Linked DNA regions of Homo sapiens: region 1 is linked to region 2. A link is an interaction called in ENCODE POLR2A ChIA-PET data of the cell type or tissue named here. Cell type or tissue: A673. All regions are shown on one strand. Each heading gives the region's core, and the rest is flanking DNA. Links, peaks and the distances in the headings are about the cores only.

The links. Peaks named below come from ENCODE experiments on the same cell type or tissue, not always from the same donor. Only the 100,000 strongest peaks of a DNase experiment are listed, where the experiment ranks them.
Region 1: POLR2A ChIA-PET joins it to region 2 with 5 read pairs; 1 of 35 experiments calls an interaction of 5 or more read pairs at or near these places.

What each region holds. Positions count from the first base shown.
Region 1 is chr13:98,618,453-98,625,844 of GRCh38, reverse strand. No RefSeq gene overlaps it. Among named protein-coding and RNA genes, the nearest start is that of STK24-AS1, 45 kb to the right of the region's middle. In A673, for the core only: no CTCF peak of the experiment used is centred there; a DNase peak (open chromatin) is centred at 3,614.
Region 2 is chr13:97,995,702-98,003,093 of GRCh38, reverse strand. It overlaps IPO5 (importin 5), which reads right to left. Exons shown (of 29, transcript NM_002271.6): 12 at 5,476-5,563; 13 at 2,449-2,555; 14 at 503-627; 15 at 321-410; 16 at 57-230. Among named protein-coding and RNA genes, the nearest start is that of IPO5, 46 kb to the right of the region's middle. In A673, for the core only: no CTCF peak of the experiment used is centred there; no DNase peak of the experiment used is centred there; H3K27ac peaks cover 1,118 bases.

The DNA.
Region 1 (7,392 bases), core at 1,123-6,122, 620 kb before region 2:
CAGTAATGACCAAATTTGTGCATGCACAGGCAAAAACGACCACTTACTGCCTGGCCAATGCCAATTGTAAAATGCCAAAAATAGTAAGAAGCGCCAGCATTCTGAGATGTTAGTGAAAAAAGATGTCTATTTTTGGTTAGGCATGGTAGCTTACACCTGTAGTCCAGCTACTCAGGAGGCTGAGGCAGGAGGATCCCACTGAGCCCAGGCATTAAAGGCTGCAGTGAGCTGTGACTGGGTCACTGTACTCCAGCCTGGGAGACAGAGTAGAACTCTGTCTCCAAGAAAAAAAAAAGTGTACTTCCCACTAGAGTTACTGAAATCAGTACTGTGCTGTAGCACCTCCATTTTGGAATTGTCATGATGACTGAATTACAAATGACATATATATGTATAAATTTTATTTGTATATGTATAAATTTTTATATATATAAATTTTATTTATATATACATTGTATTTATATATAAATATGTCATATAATAAAATTTATATATAAATAAAATGTATATATAAATTATTTTTGAGACAGAGTCTTGCTTTGTTGCCCAGGCTGTAATGCATTGGCACGATCTCAGCTCATTGTAACCTCTGCCTCCTGGGTTCAAGTGATTCTCCTGCCTCAGCCGTGCAAGTAGCTGGGATTACAGGCACACCAGCATGCCTGGCTAATTTAAATATATATATATTTAGTAGAGATGGTTTCGCCATGTTGGCCAGGTTGATCTCGAACTCCTGACCTCAAGTGATCCATCTGCCTTGGCCTCCCAAAGTGCTGGGATTGCAGGCATGAGCCATCGCACCCGGTCAACTTCTGTATATTTTCTCTGCTTTTGATTATCCAGCCACTTAGCAAGCATGTACTGATACCTTATTACATGCAGGTGCTACGCAAAGGGCCCTCTGGACCTGTGGTCAGCATGTGACAAAATAAAGTCCAGTGATCTGGGAGTGCTGGATGAACATGTTTGGAACCCCTAAGCATTGTGTCAAAAGATGATCAGGGAATCAAAATAACAGCTGGAGGCTGGGTGTGGTAGCTCACACCTATAATCCCAGCACTTTGGCAGGCTGAGACGGAGGGATCACTTGAGGTCAGGAGTTCGAGAAAAGCCTGGCCAACATGGTGAAACCCTGTTTCTACTAAACATACAAAAACTAGCCGGGTGTGGTGGCAGGCACCTGTAATCCCAGCTACTCAGAAAGCTGAGGCAGGAGAACTGCTTGAACCTAGGAGGCAGAGGTTGCAGTGAGCCGAGATCATGCCATTGTACTCCAGCCTGGGTGACAGAATGAAACTCTTTCAAAAAAAAAAACAAAAACAAAAAAACAGGAACAGCTGGAAACAAAAGAGACAGTTGGGGAGAACGTGGAAAAGAAGAAAGCCCTACAGAAAAAGGAAAAGGACTGGATGAGGAATGAGAACTGGTTTCTAGTCCTGTGCTTCTCCAAGTCAACACGTGGCCAATGTTTCCTTCCAGGATCTTTTTTTTTTTTTTTTTTGAGACAGAATCTCGCTCTGTCACCAGGCTGGAGTGCAGTGGCGTGTAATCTCGGCTCACTGCAACCTCTGCCTCCCAGGTTCAAGCAACTCTGCTGCCTCAGCCTCCTGAGTAGCTGGGGACTACAGGCATGTACCACCATACCCAGGTAATTTTTTTTTTTTGTATTTTTAGTAGAGAGGGGGTTTCACCATGTTGGCCCAGATGGTCTCGATCTCTTGACCTTGTGATCCGCCCACCTCGGCCTCCCAAAGTGCTGGGATTACAGGCGTGAGCCACCGCACCCAGCCCCAGTATGTTCTTTTTGAGTATTTTGAAGAATCACTGGGGTCTTTTGGGTCAACTCCCTTATTTCATTAAGAAGGATGCTGAAGCCTGGGAAGTGAGGTACTTATTTGGAAATATGGCTTCTGGCAGGTCTAAGGGTGATTTCCCTCATTTCTTTCTGATTTTCTATATTGATAATTGTTGTATAATGTATTCTCTTTATAATGGAAACAGCTACTCTATAGACAGAAAAGTCTATTAAGCAATATTACTTTTCATCACAGCCAGGGAGGAACCTGATAATTAATATCTAATGAAGTCCATGGCTTTTAGGAAAGAACAACAACAAAAAAAACCCCTTCATATCAGCAACAAAAATATCTTTCAGGCAGGCTAGAGTAGAAGAAGGAAGAAGCACAGATACCAAATAAGGAACGTGGGCTTGTTTTTTTTCTATAAATAGACTTTTGGATAAGTGGGCAAAAGACATGAACTTTCCGTTAAAAGAATATTTTTAAAGCCATTAATTATAGTAAAAATTTTGTTCTAGGACAAGAATAATACACACCTATGTAATACAGATTTACTTATAAAATATTTATATTAAATTTCTATTTATTTTATGTAAATAAATGTATATTTCATCTTTAAATGTCTAGAAATAAATGCAAAAGCATACACAGGGCCAAAAATAGCCGTGATGAGTGATTTAAAGGTCTAGAAATCCTACTGGAAACCACCTTCCAGGAAAAGCATCTGATAAATTCTAAACGTGCCTTGCTGATAATTTCATCTCCCAGATGCTGGGCAATTGGAAATCAGTGGTTGCGGTGAAAGACCGAGACCTCTGGGAGATGAGATGATGCTGGCCCTGGGGGAATGCTGGGTGCCTGCAGCAAGGTTTTTAGAAATGGGCTGGTTGAAATTTAACCCACATAGGAAGCTGGTTGAAGATTGAGGAGTATGTCATAGAAGCCACAAACTGGAAGAGCTTTGGGTCTCCCAAGGGACCTGGACGAGAACTAGCAATCTTCAGGCCCAGGGCACTGCCTCCATTCCTCTGGGCCGCCTGGTTTCACATCTGTTCTCCTAAATGCCAGGGATTCGGGTGGAAGTGAGATGCTCCAGGGAGGTGCTCCCAGGGGAAACTGGTGAAGGAGTGTGGGAATGGGGAGCTCAGGAGTGTCAATGAGACCTCAGGGTATGTGCTGCCTCAAGCAATGGAGCTGGACCTTTTCACTTGCACACCAGCCAGCTGAGGGTCACAGCCATGGGTAGGGGTGGGGCTGGAGGTAATGGGGAGAAGAGAAAACTCCTGGGGGAATCTAGCTCTCCATGTGGGTGGGATGCCTGCAACACCCAAAGGCAATCCTCAGAAAGTCGCTGGCGAGGGCCATGAATGACAGAGTTTGCAGGAACTGGGCTGTGAGCATGCACGAAGCTGGTGAATGAGAGCCGAGGGGATCTGGGCAAGGCGGCAGCTCTGTCTGCTAGGGCAACACTGCCTCCTTTTCTGCATCTGCTTTGTTCTCCTCTGTCTCTGAAAAGCAGCTTCCTCTGCTACCTGCATGCATCTGGGCTCGCTTGCCAATTTTTTTTTTTTTTTTTTTTTTTTGAGACAGAGTCTCACTCTGTCACCCAGGCTGGAGTGCACTAGTGCAATCTTGGCTCATTGCAAACTTCACTACCATGCCCAGCTACTTTTTGTATTTTTAGTAGAGATGAGGTTTCTCATGTAAATTCCTTGAAGAGACAGACTGATAGACTCTGAGTCAAGGTACCATATTCCCAGGAGAGAAAATCTATTGGCTTGATTTGAACCAGATGTCTTTGCCCCAGTTCAACTGCCTGCTGTGACCAAGAAGCCAACGATAGTCGCTAGGGCAACCATTGAGCCATTGACTGTAGGGTCTCAGTGTGTGTGTGTGTGTGTGTGTGTGTGTGTGTGTGTGTGTGTGTTGCTATATCTGGGCAGAGGAATGGGCAAAACAACAGATTATCAGAAAGCGCCAGGATAGGCCTGGCCTGGCCCACTTGGAGTTGGATCCCCTGCTCTGGGTTCAGCCAAGCAGATGTCAAAAATGTCCAGGGGAGGCTGGGCACGGTGGCTCACGCCTGTAATCCCAGCACTTTGAGAGGCTAAGGCGGGCGGATCACCTGAGGTTGAGAGGTCAAGATCAGCCTGACCAACGTGGAGAAACCCCGTCTCTATTAAAAATACAAAAAATTAGCCGGGCGCGGTGGTGCATGCCTGTAATCCCAGCTACTCGGGAGGCTGAGGTAGGAGAATCACTTGAACCCAGGAGGTAGAGGTTGCGGTGAGCCGAGATCACACCATTGCACTCCAGGCTGGGCAACAAAGTCAAACTCTGTCTCAAAAAAAAAATGTCCAGGGGAAAGAAATAGATCTCACTCCAAAGATTAGTTGGCTCAAGAGGAACGAAGTCTTCACAAAAGCAAAATTCTGAAGAAGCAATGACAAGCGATGCTCTTTTTTGAGAAAGAAATGGGAAAATATCTAAAGACAGCAGGATCATGCATGGGTGACAACACCAAGGACAGATGATAAAGAATGTGTACACAGACAGAAGGAGGCACACAGAATCAAATAAACGATGGTTATGGGACTGAACAAATAGTCCCAAAAACCCAAAGAACAAACTATTCAAGAGCTTATAAAAATAGATGTATTTGAATAGGAAGAATAATGAAGAGGTTACTTGCTGCTTATGCCTGGGGATCATGTTCAGTGGTGAGCGTGGGAAAGCTGGCCTTACCAGGCATATTGTTAAGAGGAAAAGGCAGGTTCTTTTTTTTTTTGAGATGGAGTTTCACTCTTTGTTGCCCAGGCTGGAGTGCAGTGGTGCAATCTCAGCTCACTGCAACCTCCACCTCCCTGATTCAAGTGATCCTCCTGCCTCAGCCTCCTGAGTACCTGGGATTACAGGCGCTCAACACCATGCCCAGCTAATTTTTGTATTTTTAGTGGAGACAGGGTTTCGCCACATTGGCCAGGCTGGTCTCAAACTCCTGACTTCAGGTGATCTGCCCACCTTGGCCTCCCAAAGTGTTGGGATTACAGGCATGAGCTGCCACGCCCAGCCCGCCAGTGGAATGTTTGGTATACATGATTATACTTCTGTTTATCCATTATAAATGAAGGGGTCTGGGTGCTAGGTTTATTGGCTTTTTCTTCTCTTGGCCATCTTTTCTCTATTTTTGTAAAAGACGTCCAAGCTTTAAAGCAAGCCAATAGATTCTCCCTCTTGGGAATATGGAACTGGTACCCAGAGTCTAACAATCTATCTCGTCCAGGAATTTACATGAGTAGAAACTTCCACTGTTTGTGTAAGGCAATGAGAGAAAAAAGTAGAACTATTTCATTTCCATTTAGCATTTTTTTTTTTTTTAGACGGAGTCTCTCTCCGTCGCCTAGGCTGGAGTGCAGTGGCATGATCTCAGCTCACTGCAACCTCCGCCTCCCGGGTTCATGCCATTCTCCTGCCTCAGCCTCCCGAGTAGCTGAGGCTACAGGTGCCCGCCACCACGCCCGGCTAATTTTTTTGTATTTTTAGTAGAGATGGGGTTTCACCATGTTAGCTAGGATGGTCTCGATCTCCTGACCTCGTGATCAACCCATCTCTGCCTCCCAAAGTGCTGGGATTACAGGCGTGAGCCACCACGCCCAACCCCATTTAGTTTTTTTAAATAAAAATTTTCCAACTAGAATGAAGAGAACACACATCCCTAAGAGGGCATAAAGTCCTAGATAGAGTTCACAAGAGATGATCTGGATGTTTTAAATGAAGCCAGTCACGGTGGCTCATGCCTGTAATCCCAACACTTTGGGAGGCTGAGGTGGACAGATCACTTGAGATCGAGACAAGCCTGGCCAACATGGTGAAACCCTGTCTCTACAGAAAATACAAAAATAAGCTGGGCGTGGTGGCACGCGTCTATAATCCCAGCTACTTGGGAGGCTGAGACACGAGAATCACTTGAACCTGGGAGGCGGAGGTTTCGGTGAACCGAGATCATGCCACTGCACTCCAGCCTGAGAAAGACCTTGTCTCAAAAAAAAATAAATAAATAAATAAAAATAAAAATAGATGTTTTAAATGAGTTTAAGACTCAAGCAGATGATACCCCAGAGTCCTGCAAAAACTTTAAAATCATGTCTCTGGAACCACTGCTAGTAAACTAGACAAACTCAGGAACGCTCCAAAGGGTGAAAGCTGGATCAGTGAATAGACGTTAAAGAGGCAGAAGCTGCCTTCAATGGGAGCTGTTTAGAAAGGCCTGGGAGGCAGCTGCTTCTGTGCCCAGACATGTTCAAGCAGGAGCTGGGTGACTGCCGTGTGAGGGATGTCATGATGTGTGTCTTCCATGAATAGAAGAAGGGACCAGATAAGGATTCTCAAAGAAAGATCAGGGCTCATCAGTGGACCACAAAGTTCCCCTAATGGACCTAAAACTGATTTAAAAACTCATACCCTCTCTTTTATTATTATTATTATTGTTATGAGAGACAGGGTCTCAATCTGTCACCCAGGCTGCAGTGCAGTGGCATGATCATAGTTCACAGAAATCTTGAACTGCTGAGCTCAAGCAATCCTCCCATCTCAGCCTCCTGAGTAGCTGAGACTACAGTTGGGAGCCACCATGCTAGGCCGGTTTTTATTTTATTTTTTATGGAGGCAGGGACTCACTATGTTGCCCAGGCTGGTCTTGAACTCTGGGCCTCAATCGATCCTCCCCCACCGCGGCCTTCCAAAGCACTGGGATTATAGGCATGACCCACTGCACCCAGCCCTCTCTCGATTCTTCTACGTGATTAATACACAAGCCATACGTTTTCACTTTACAAACAGCTAGGATCACCTATGATCTACGTGACAGGGCCGTTTCTTGGAATATTTTTTCCAACACTTCTCCTCTCTATCCCAAAATAGGCAGGACCTGTGTGCTCCCCCATGTCCCCCACTAACCCTGTGCCTCAGAGGAAGTTGGGGGCTACTCTGATAAGGTGAAATTACTTTTAAAATGCTTTTTTCCTGGGCTTTATTTTTCTAAAATTGGAGTTTACGAAGGAGATAATGTGCTCCTCTTTTGAGGACACCAATGAGAGAGAAGCATTTTGCCTTTAAGGCAAGAAAAGGCAGCAGGAGGGATTCCTTCCAGCCAGTGGGCTTTGCCCTCTGCTTCTCCCAGAGGGAGTGTGAAGATTTCAGAGGGGCTGACTTGGTGAGTGGGGCCCCAACCATAGGGCTCCCAGCCTCAAGGAAGCAGAGAACAGCCAGACTGAAAGAAACATTGGTGGGTATAAAAAATGAAGATAAGGCTGGGTATAATGGCTCACGCCTGTAATCCCAACACTTTGGGAGGCCGAAGCAGGAGGTCAGGAGTTCGAGACCAGCCTGGCCAACATGGTGAAACCCCATCTCTACTAAAAATACAAAAATTAGCCAAGCAGGGTGGTGCGTGCCTGTCATCCCAGCTCCTTGGGAGGCTGAGGTAAGAGAATCGCTTGAATCCGGGAGGGAGAAGTTGCAGTGAGCCGAGATTGTACCACTGCACTCCAGCCTGGGCAACAGACTGAGACTCCGTGTCAAAATAAAAATAAAA
Region 2 (7,392 bases), core at 1,659-6,658:
AAATCAACCCAAATTAATCTACAAACAGAAAGCAGCCTACAGATCTTAAAACTTACCTCTTGAAGCTTCAGTACCATAATGGAATGCAGATGTTTCACCAAATTATCCAAGTATGGAATAAGTAGTGACTTGGGACAGTCTTCAGTAAAGTTAATGAGGGCAGCAGCTGCATGGGCCTGCACACGTTGATTGCCTTGGTCTTCCATGGTCTGCAGCAGAGCTGCAATCACCTGTGAAATGAAACCAAATGGGCACACATGTTGAAATGTCCACCCTTCTTCCTAAAGTCTGATTTAAGTGTTTGAGGACTTGTTACTTACCTTCTCATGAAATTTCTTTTGGAAACCAGGTGCAAAATCTGTAGCCATCTGTCCCACGGCATTACAGGCTGCATACCTTACTCTTGGATGCTGGAAAATGTTCCCTTTCATTAGTAAAAGCAAGAAGGTTTCCACATGAAGCTACACTAATCATTTTGAATCAAATATTTACTGGTACTTACAGGATCCTGGAGAAAAAGTAAAACAAAATTTACGATCTCATTTAGAATTCCTTCCATTTGCTGGTGGCACCCTTCACCAATGGCAGATAAGGCCATCAATCCTGCATGCCGGTATTTCCAGTCAGCTACCGAAAAAAATTACAGATGGAATAGCAATTACACACTATAAACATGTCATTCTGGTAGAGGGAGATGTATAAAAGTTCTTATTTGGAAAAGAGTAACAAAACTTTTTTGAAAAGGGTATATGTATATATAATATAAAAACATTTGTATAGGCCGGGCGCGGTGGCTCGCGCCTGTAATCCCAGCACTTTGGGAGTCTGAGGCGGGCGGATCACAAGGTCAGGAGATCGAGACCATCCTGGTTAACGTGGTGAAACCCCGTCTCTACTTAAAAATACAAAAAATTAGCCGGGCACGGTGGCAGGCGCCTGTATTCCCAGCTACTCGGGAGGCTGAGGCAGGAGAATGGTGTGAACCCGGGGGGGCGGAGCTTGCAGTGAGCCGAGATCGCGCCACTGCACTCTGGTCTGGGCGAAAGAGCGAGACTCTGTCTCAAAAAAAAAACAGAAACAAACAAACAAAAAAAACAAAAAACAAAACATTTGTATATTTACTTTTTAGAAAAATGAACAGAAAAAGTGCGTGACTACTTGATTCTAAAAGTATGTATCAGGCCAGGCGCGGTGGCTCACACCTGTAATCCCAGCACTTTGGGAGGTTGAGGCGGGTGGATCACTTAAAGTCAGGAGTTCAAGACCAGCCTGGCCAACATGGCGAAACCCCGTCTCTACTAAAAATACAAAAATTAGGCCGGGTGCAGTGGCTCATGCCTGTAATCCCAGCATTTTGGGAGGCCAGGGTGGGCGGATCACTTGAGGTTAGGAGTTTGAGACCAGCCTGGCCAACATGGAGAAACTCCATCTCCACTAAAAGTACAAAAATTAGCTGGGTGTGGTGGTGTATGCCTGTAATCCCAGCTACTTGGGAGGCAGAGACAGGAGAATTGCTTGAAACTGGGAGGTGAACATTGTAGTGAGCCAAGATTGCACCACTGCACTCCAGCCTGTTTGACAGAGTGGGATTCTGTCTCGAAATAGCTGGGCGTGGTGGCATGTGCCTGTAGTCCCAGCTACTCAGGAGGCTAGGGCAGGAGAATCGCTTGAATCCAGTGGGTGGAGGCTGCGGTGAGCTGAGATCACATTACCCTGGGCAACAGAGCGAGATTCCACCAAAAAACAAACAAATTTCTAACTTAATACTTCTGAATTTTAATTTAACAAAAGAACACATTAACTTTATAATTAAAAAACACAAATGAAAATAAAACACATACAACAATAAACTTTGGGATTGATATATATATTACAGGTACAAAGGTAACTGAAATATTCATAGAAATAAAAAGGAAGGATGGCCAGGTGTGGTAGCTCATGCCTATAATCTAAGCACTCTGGGAGGCTGAAGCAGGAGGACTGCTTGAGGCCAGGAGTTTGAGACCAGCCTGGGCAACATGGCGAAATCCTGTGTCAACAACAACAGCTGCCCTCCAGGGCAGGTGGGCTTCCACCATCACCTCCGTCAGGGGCAAAAACAGAAAGAAAGAAGTGGTTTCTCTTTTGATAACATTAGATAGAGTTTCTTCTTTTAAAAATAAAAGATATTGGGTGAAAGAAGAGTATATGATTCAAACATTCTAATATTCCATAAAAATTCAAATAATAACATCATTTTCAAATTCAAATCTAAATACTTTTGGCTAGGAAGTAAATCTGTACATTTTCTTTGGGATTGACAATTTTATCGGTAAAATAAATGAATTGGGTTAAATATGGATGATAAAAAGACAAAGATTAATTTTTAACAGTCTAAACATATCTTAGAATTTAAGCTTTAGAAAGGGCACAACTTCACTCTTCTAGCATTTGAAGGACACAGCTTACGATTTTGAAGCATTTGCATAATGTGTTCCTTGATCATCGGCAGAACGAGCTTTCCACCAAGTCCGCAAGCCATTCGATCTAGAGCACTCTCGCCTGCAACTGCATTGCTAAACACATAAACAGAATTATGTACTCAATATATCTGAAACACAAAAGAAATAGTATACTCTACAGACATACTTCTAACCATATTATTATTAAACTAAGACTGAGAAAGAATTCAAGCTGTCTTTAAATGTGGAATTGAAATTAGGGGTTAAAAACTCTGCAGCTTAGAAAAGAAAAAAGAGTAAATGTTTTTATCATGATCCACCATAGTTTAGAAAGTCATGCCTGATTCTTATTTTTCTTTTTTTTTTTTGAGACAGAGTCTCGCTCTGTCACCCAGGCTGGAGCGCAGTGGCACGATCTCGGCTCACTGCAAGCTCCGCCTCCCAGCTTCATGCTATTCTCCTACCTCAGCCTCCCGAGTAGCTGGGACTACAGGTGCCCGCCACCACGCCTGGCTAATTTTTTTGTAGTTTTAGTAGAGACGGGGTTTCACCATGTTAGCCAGGATTGTCTTGATCTCCTGACTTTGTGATGCGCCCGCCTGGGCCTCCCAAAATGCTAAGATTACAGGCGTGAGCCACTGTGCCCAGCCTGAATCTTATTTTTCAAGACCACCCCCACCCGCTACTGGCTAAAAACTGTTCTCAGAAATAGCTTCTGACACTTTCAACACTCCAGTAAAAGCAGTATTGAAAGAGCCTCATGTATTTCATTTCCTAGAAATACAGTCTTCAAACCTATCAATGAACAGAACATAGAAAACTGAAAAGGGTGCAGAGAATGTATAATCTTCCCCACTGTGAGTTTATTCACCCTTAAAGGGGTGCAAACTGCACTGCCAAAAACTATGCATAGCTATGTGAAACTCAATTCTATTGTCTTCTCTGAAAGCCAAAGGAATGTGGGCATAAAAGCATTTGGACTTATCCTGGCTTAGAACTGGAGGATCAGTAGTGTATTTCATGTGCATTATCTTTACTATGTAAAGACAATACTATAAAAATGAAACTATAAATTATCTTCAGAACAGGTTTTTAGACTTAAAAAAATCTCACCCTGAAAATATATTTATGCTGTTTCACAAATGAGAAAATCTTATTCATCTAGTTTAGAAAACAAAGTTTCTTAAACTGTATAAATTTAAGTGCCATTTGCAGGGCAAATGAAAGGACAGGTAGCAGCACATTACAGTAACTGAACCAAAAAGGAAATTCGACCTAGCCCTGGTCTTCTCTTCAGCCGTTATCAGGTGATTTCCAGTGAAAGATTACTTTCATATACTTCAAGACAGTATTAAAGCCAGAAATCAGTCATTTTTAACAATGGGATTAAGTCTCAAAAATGCATATATATTCTAAAGCCAAAAATCTTTAATTTTTACTTTTATTAACCTAGTAGTTTATACTGACTCCAAGTCTTTCAGGAGAATAATTTCAGCTTTTTATTTTTTTTGAGATGGAGTCTTGCTCTGTTGCCCAGGCTGTAGCGCAATGACGTGATCTCAGCTCACTGCAACCTCCACCTCCCAGGTTCAAGAGATTCTCCTCGCTTAGCTTCCCGAGTAGCTGGCATTATAGGTGTCTGCCACCAGGCCCGGCTAATTTTTGTATTTTTAATAGAGACGGGGTTTCAACATGTTGGTCAGGCTGGTCTCGAACTCCTGACCTCAGGTGATCTGCCTGCCTCTGCCCACCAAAGTGCTGGGATTACAGGTGTGAGCCACTGCACCCAGCCAATTTCAGCTTTTTTAAAGAAAAGGTGGTAGTATAATGCACTGGGAAGAATGAAAACAATGGTAATTAACCCCAGTCCATTAACTGGCTACATAACCTCAGACAAATCACTCAATCTTCAATCTCCCTTTCTGCAACTGTAATATAATACACCTCTGGGACTGCTAATAAAGTTGATTAAAGTAACAGAGCTCAGAGGTGCTATGTTTCACATACATGTAAGGGGCCATCATTACTACTGCACAGTGAATACAGATTTTGGTTGACTTTTCCTGTATTCATGGGACTTCCTAAGCTGAAATAAATAAGTACAATAGTAATACTCTACCCAGTTGACTCTCATCTTTTCACCACTGGATGCTGCCTATCCTAAAGTTAAACTGCTTTTTACTAGGAAAATATGATGTGTATTGCAGGGAATTTTGTTGAAACAATTATTCTAAGGGAAGTCTCTGCCTGTAAAAGCATTTATCACAAAAAAGCTGCTTTATACACGTTTTAAAAGATATTCAAACTAAAAACAAAAACAAAAACAACAAAAAACTTGGAAATAATTTAGAGTACGACAGTTAAAAACATAGATACTTGGCCAGGTGCGGTGGCTCACGCCTGTAATCCCAGCACTTTGGGAGGCCGAGGCGGGCGGATCATGATGTCAGGAGATCGAGACTATCCTGGCTAACATGGTGAAATCCCGTCTCTACTAAAAATACAAAAAATTAGCTGGACGTGGTGGCAGGTGCCTGTAGTCCCAGCTACTCGGGAGGCTGAGGCAGGAGAATGGCGTGAACCCCGGAGGCGGAGCTTGCGGTGAGCCGAGATCGCGCCACTGCACTCCAGCCTGGGCGACACAGCGAGACTCCGTCTCAAAACCAAACAAAAAACATAGCTACTTTATTTGCTGTTTTCATGTCATACTTTTTTTTAAAAAAGAAAAACTTCCTTGTTTGTTGTTGTAGGTATCTTTCAGTTCCTGATTATAAAATACAACTTTATGTATTAACTATTAAAATATTTTTATGAACTTCCAAGAAACATAAATTTTATTAATATAAATTATACATGAAAACTAAAGAAAATACTACTTATAACATGTGACACAGCAATAAATACAACAGCAAGGCAAAGTGCCCCATATTCCAGGCTTAAAAGTTTACCTTCAGGTTACAGGGTGCAATAGTGAAGAGATGGACCGTGGAGCCCTAGGGCTTTCACTGCCACCCTGGACACAATGTTTGATTACCTGTCAAAATCATCATCTTCTAGTTCATCTGCATTTGCCCAGTCCTCATCTTCTTCCAAATCAACCATCATTGCTAACATCTGAGGAACTAAAGTAAACAATTATTTCATACCCGAAGACTGTGACTTTATCTTATCCATATCACTATTTATAAACAAGAATTTTAAGATTTTACTTTGCCTGTAAGAGAACAAGACAAAACAATTATTTGTCTGTGCCCCCAAAACCTGGTTTGTTAAATTTTAACCTTGTTATATTTGCTTTTATCGTTTCTTTAAAAAGCAACATTCATTAAGTCAAACCCTCCTATGAAATTCCCAAATCCGATTACATTCTCCCCATCACCAGAGGTAAGAAGCAACATCACAAATGTTTCTCATTCCGCAATTGTTTTTTCACACTTGAACTACAGATTTCCATATCTCTATACAAAATTATAGTACTATTTCAAGATTTGATTTTTTATATAATAAATGGTTTCATAATATATGTACCTCGGCAATTTGCTTTTTTCTCAACACATAAGGATTTCAGTTTATTTAATAGCATTCCATTATATAAACATACTACCCACTGTCTAGCTGATAAACATTTTGGTTGTTTCCAATTTTTTCCTCCTATAAAATTTGCTTTGATGAGATTATTACATCTTTTCTTTGACAAGCATGAGTCTAGGCATGAAATTGTTATTACTATCTTCAAATAGTACTAAAAAATTATCAAACAAGTCTAGGCGCGGTGGCTTATGCCTGTAATCCCAGCACTTTGGGAGGCTGAGGCAGGCGGATCACGAGGTCAGAAGATCGAGACCATCCTGGCTAACATGGTGAAACCCCAAAAACAAAAAAATTAGCCGGGTGTGGTGGCGAGCACCTGTAGTCCTAGCTACTCAGGAGGCTTAGGCAGGAGAATGGCGTGAACCTGGGAGGTGGAGCTCGCTGTGAGCCAAGATCACACCACTGCACTCCAGCCTGGACGACAGAGCGAGACTCTGTCTAAAAAAAGAAAAAAAGAAAATTACCAAACAAGCTGCGCTCTGCACAGCTGTTGCATAAACTATGTGAAGTTTAAGTGGAGGTCTCCGTTATTTCACAAAAATGTGTGAAGTGCCCTGGGGGTGGAATAAGCGTCCTCTCAGTTCCACATCTTTTATTAACAATTGATACTGTCAAACTTCTGGACAACTTGTATTCCACAATTACACTTGTTTTTATTGAGACTTAGCAGGGTTCATTAGCTATTTCAGATCCCTCTTTTACGAATTTCCTGACTGGGCCTGCTGGTGCACACCTGTTATCCCAGCACTTCGGGAGGCTTAGGTGGGAGGATCCCTTGAGCCCAGGAGTTCAAGACCAGCCTGGGCAACATGGTAAAACCCTATCTCTACCAAAAAACACAAAAATTAGCCAGGTGTGGTAGTGCGTGCCTGTAGTCCCAGCTACTTGGGAGGCTGCAGTGAGCTGAGATCATGTCACTGCACTCTAGCCTGGATGACAGAGCAAGACCCCATCTTAAAGAAGAAAAAAGCAATGAATTTCCTCTTCTCAGCCTTTGTGTATTCTCTAGATAACAAAACTGTTGATTGTGTGCACTGTAATTATTTTCTTCCAGTTTGTGGCTTATTTTTTCAGTTCATTTATGGTGTATCTGATTGGTCAAAAAATTGTTTTCGCATTTGCCAATTTGGCAATGTTTACATCAATGGTTTGTGATTCAGTCTTAGAAAATTATCTACTATTAAGCATTACTTGTAAAATATATCTGTAATATTTAGCCCTTAACTTTTTTAACTAGTTCCAGCGTGCAAGGTAATATTCAGGTCTTGAGTAGACCCCAAATTATTATTATTATTATTATTATTTTTGAGACAGAGTCTTGCTCTGTTGCCCAGGCTGCAGTGCAGTGGCGGTATCTCGG